Linked DNA regions of Homo sapiens: region 1 is linked to region 2. Evidence: chromatin loops called from intact Hi-C (ENCODE). Cell type or tissue: natural killer cell. All regions are shown on one strand. Region 1 overlaps LAS1L (LAS1 like ribosome biogenesis factor). Region 2 has its middle 82 kb from the start of ZC4H2.

What was found. Peaks named below come from ENCODE experiments on the same cell type or tissue, not always from the same donor. Only the 100,000 strongest peaks of a DNase experiment are listed, where the experiment ranks them.
Region 1: it touches region 2 in a loop (9-fold over the local background); 18 of 110 quality-filtered maps call a loop at or near these places.

Annotation. Positions count from the first base shown.
Region 1 is chrX:65,527,559-65,530,058 of GRCh38, reverse strand. LAS1L (LAS1 like ribosome biogenesis factor) reads left to right here. Exons shown (of 14, transcript NM_031206.7): 5 at 181-465; 6 at 801-847; 7 at 1,690-1,799. Among named protein-coding and RNA genes, the nearest start is that of LAS1L, 6.0 kb to the left of the region's middle. In natural killer cell, CTCF peaks have their summits at 951 and 1,154 (motif pointing right); a DNase peak (open chromatin) is centred at 1,158.
Region 2 is chrX:64,893,644-64,896,143 of GRCh38, reverse strand. No RefSeq gene overlaps it. Among named protein-coding and RNA genes, the nearest start is that of ZC4H2, 82 kb to the left of the region's middle. In natural killer cell, no CTCF peak of the experiment used is centred here; a DNase peak (open chromatin) is centred at 1,253.

The DNA of each region.
Region 1 (2,500 bases), 630 kb before region 2:
GGATAAAGCAAAGAACAGGGGGATAACCCAGAGTGAAAGAGGCTGCTTCTGGATATTTGAGATTTGAACCTTGGAGCCAAGCCTTTTCCTGGGGCCTTCCTATAATACCCACAAGATGAGGCTGGAGGCCTGCTAGCTGCCTGCCTGATCCTGTGGCACTGCCTGCCTTCCCCCCTCTAGGCTGCTACTTTGTCCTGGATTGGCTCCAGAAGACCTATTGGTGCCGCCAACTGGAGAACAGCCTGAGAGAGACCTGGGAGTTGGAGGAGTTCAGGGAAGGGATAGAGGAAGAGGATCAAGAGGAAGATAAGAACATTGTTGTTGATGACATCACAGAACAGAAACCAGAGCCTCAGGATGATGGGAAAAGTACGGAGTCAGATGTAAAGGCCGATGGAGACAGCAAAGGCAGCGAAGAGGTGGATTCTCATTGCAAAAAGGCCCTGAGTCATAAAGAGCTATATGGTAGGTGTTTTGGAGGGCAGAAAGCGGCCCATGAGCCCAGAAGGCTCAGGCTTAGGGTTAACGCTGTTTATTTCCCTGGCTCAGCATTTCCTCTGGGGCTGTGGTGAATCTTAGCTTAAAAAATTACTGTCACAAACCATCCTCCTGGCTAGTTTCCATAGTATAATGGCTGTCACATTTGCCTCACAAACCATCTTGAGCCCTGTGAAGTAGTTGGGGAAGGAATTCTAGTTCCTCAATTACAACTCAAGAAATGAGGTGAGAGAGGCTCAGAATCCCATCAGGAGAAGGGGTCTGGGCTGGCAGTCCTATCTGTCTCCCCATTCTGTTTTCAGAAAGAGCCCGAGAACTGCTGGTATCATACGAAGAGGAGCAGTTTACGGTAAGAAAGTGCCCTGGACTTGGTGTGCTCTCATCTGCCCCAGCCATTTCTTCCCTCTTGCCAGCTACCTGAGAGAAGTCTTGAGAAGGAATTTGAAAGAAAAGTGACAAAGCGTGAGGGAACTTCTCGGAAAGAGAGAGGGGGGAACTAGGAAGGAGACAAGAGGAGCAGAGTCCAATTGGCTGATCCTCCACACCGATGGAAGGGAACAGATGATGAAGTTTGCGGATAATCTGCCCCACTGGGTGGTAGGGAACAACTGGGAATGGGTAGTTGCGCAGCCCTGCAATTCCGCAGCTGACCAGTAGATGGGGCCCAAGAGCTTCCCTAAATCAGGTGAGCTGGAGGGGTGCTGTTTTTAGGGAGGTCACTCAGAAACCATTTAGCTCAGCCCTTCCTTTTCACAGATTAAGAAATTGAAGCCATGGATGAGTGAAGGGACAGGCCCAAAGTCACATATACAGTTAATGATAGAACCAGGATTAGTACCTGGATCTCCCAGTTATCTTTCTTCTGTAACTCATTGCCTCTCCTCATCTCTGGCCCTTTGGCCTAAGAGTCTCTATCTCCAGCCAAATTCCCCCATTGAACATCTCAGTATTTACCCACAGGAAATTCAGTTGGAGGAGGAAGGGAGGGAGAAGGAGGAGGAAGTCTCACATTTGAGAGTCAGGCTATTTTTAGTTGCAAGGCCAGTAGGGGAGTTGTGGGCCCCCCCCTGCATGCCCTGCCCTGTCCCCTGCAGGGCAGTGCTGAGAGGTCCTATGGGAAGGGATCCTGGAGGGGTGGAGGTGGGTTGCTTGGCTGAACCAGCCTTCTGATGGGACCCTCTTTGCTGGCAGGTGCTGGAGAAATTTAGGTATTTACCTAAGGCCATTAAGGCGTGGAATAACCCGTCCCCACGTGTAGAATGTGTCCTGGCAGAGCTCAAGGGCGTTACATGCGAGAACAGGTGTGTAACTAGGTAACCGGGAGCTGCGTATTCTCTAGGATAGAGGGTAGCAGCCTCATTGAAATCGGTTTCCCTATCCTAGCTTGCCAACCTCTGCTGTACAAAATCCCAGGGATAATCCTGATCCCCTCCACAGTGACCCTACATTTGGCAGAACTGTCTGCCCTCAACCCTGCCAACTTCCAGGTGGGGGTTGCCTATACTAGAATGGCCAGAGGCAGGAATGCCCACTATCATCCATCTGCTGGCCAGCTGCTTTCCTGTCTGTCGGGTGGCATGTGGAGCTCTTGACAACTAGGAAAATCCCTTGATAATTACCACCTCACTCACTGCCTAGCCCTTGTCTAAGTTTGAGGTAAAAGATATATGTATGGTGGGCACTGCTAGTCTTGTCTTGTTTTTTTTTTATTTTTTATTTATTTTTTTTGAGAAAGTGTCTTGCTCTGTTACCCAGGCTGGAGTGCAGTGGCGCAGTCTCGGCTCACTGCAACCTCCACCTCCCGGGTTCAAGTGATTCTCATGCCTCAGCCACCAGAGTAGCTGGGACTACAGACGTGAGCCACCACACCTGGCTAGTTTTTGTATTTTCAGTGGAGACAGAGTTTCACCATGTTGGCGAGGCTGGTCTCAAACTCCTGGCCTCAAATGACCTGCCCTTCTGGACCTCCGAAAGTGCTGGGATTATAGGCATGAGCCACTGT
Region 2 (2,500 bases):
GGGAGATGGGGTAAAGTCAGAGGAAACCAGGTATAGGCTTCCAAGAGTCATTTCTTAGTGGAATCACACAGGATGCACTTAATTCCACCAGCAATTAGCTGTGACAACACTGTAAAATATTGTCTACCAGGAAGGTCACTGGAGACTCAGTGTGCTGATTTTTTTTTAATTGAGGGCTCTGCCTAGCATGTGTCAAAATTCCACACTCCCCAAAGGAAAGCCGATGTGAAGCATAAACCATATTATTTGCATGGAGTTAGAAACAATGAGCCATCCTTACCATAGAATGGTGGGAACTGTCCTAAAATTCAACTTCCCAGATGCCAGCCAAGTGCCTACCTTGTGAACAGTTCTTTTGAAGGATAACAGTCGAGACGACTAAGTTAACTCTTTCCGGCACAGTGGTAGTTCTATATATTCATAGAGTTAGGATTACATAAGTGTATCGCTCTTTTAGAGATACACTTAAGTTCTGTATATTTAATTGTATGTAAATTTTACCTCAAAAGAAAAAATCTGTAAGCAATATTAATGCTATACATTAATATACATATCAATTTTACTAATAAGCATATTTAAAGATGGAGTGAACTGATGATGTGTGCAACTATTTTGAAATGCATCAAAATTTAGGTGGATTGATGGATGAATAGAAGGATAGATATGTGGTAAAAATAAGTCCAGCAAAATGCTAATTGTAGGATCTAGGTGGGAATATATGGCTGCTAACTATAAAATTTTCTGTATTTCATTGTAATTTAATAATATTTCATAGTACCTTCAAGATGAAATATCGGGGAAAGATAATATCTATCTGGCAATGTTACTTCGTTGCCCCAAAACCTTGGTTTACTTTCCAGCGTTCAATACACTTTATAATTTGACTTCATATAATCAGCATAGCGCTCACTTACTTCCAAGGAATTTGAAGAGCACCAGGGAGAGCATGTGAGTAATGGAGAGAGGCATAGAAAGTGCCTCTCTGCACTCCCACTTAGGGTGACCAATTGTCCCAGTTTTCCCAGGACTGTCCTGGTTTTAAAATGTAAAGTCCTACATCTTGGGAAACCCCTCAGTCCTGGGCAAACTGGGATGCTTGGTCACCTTACTGCACCTGTGTGCCCAGCTGTGCTGTGAGTCTATTATTTTTCTGTTAAGAACAGCTGTCAACTATTATTTCTAATCCATGCTCAGGGGCTGTGGACAGTTGGAGGTCTGGCCCTGACACACTCATTCTGCCATCTGGGCAGATGCTGCCTCCTGCTGGTGATAGAGTGCACCTGTTACAGAACCTCTCCCACAGGGCAGTAGCAGTTATGCCTGCTTTTTTCTCTTCCCCAACTCACAGTAGTCCTGGTCTTTGTCCTGCCTTCAATTCCATAGCGCACCATCTCTAAGGCCACTGAAACACCATCCTTGGTTTCTGGGTCCTACTCCCAACTCTGACTCCAGGCATTCTTCAGCACCCTGACCATGTACGTGTAACTACACTGCCCACCAGGAGGCATCTCGGTTCCATTCAGAAGGTGGAAGAAATAGCAGTTGATATTTAGTAACACCTGGGCAAAATGAAGAACCAGCCCAGGAGTTCCCCGAAAAAAACAAATGGCTGCTATGCGTTTCCAAGATAGAAATGTCGGCAGAGCGCGGTGGCTCACGCCTGTAATCCCAGCACTGTGAGAGGGCGAGGCGGGAGGATCACGAGGTCAGGAGATCGAGACCATCCTGGCTAACACGGTGAAACCCCGTCTCTACTAAAAATACAAAAAATTAGCCCGGCGTGGTGGCAGGCGCCTGTAGTCCCAGCTACTCGGGAGGCTGAGGCAGGAGAATGGCGTGAACCCGGGAGGTGGAGCTTGCAGTGAGCCGAGATCGCGCCACTGCACTCCAGCATGGGCGACAGAGCAAGACTCCGTCTCAAAAAACAAAACAAAACAAAAAAAACCCAAAAAATTAGCCGGGCGTGGTGGCGGGCGCCTGTAGTCCCAGCTACTGGGGAGGCTGAGGCAGGAGAATGGCGTGAACCCGGGAGGCAGAGCTTGCAGTGAGCCGAGATCACGCCACTGCACTCTAGCCTAGGCAACACAGCAAGAATCTGTCTCAAAAAAAAAAAAAGTCTTCCTTCCTTCTGCCTATGCTACTCTGGTAGGGTGTCAACTCACTTTAAAAATATGGCTTGGCCAGGCACGGTGGCTCACGTCTGTAATCCTAGCACTTTGGGAGGTCAAGGCGACTGGATCACCTGAGGTTAGGAGTTCAAAACTAGCCTGGCCAACATGGTGAAACCCTGTCTCTACTAAAAAAAAAATACAAAAATTAGCTGGGCGTGGTGGTGCACGCCTGTAGTCCCAGTTACCCTGGAGGCTGAGGCAGAAGAATCACTTCAACCCGGGAGGTGGAGGTTGCAGTGAGCCGAGATGGCACCACTGCACTCCAGCCTGGGTGACAGAGTGAGACTCCATTTCGAATATATATATATCATATATATATCTTATTATAT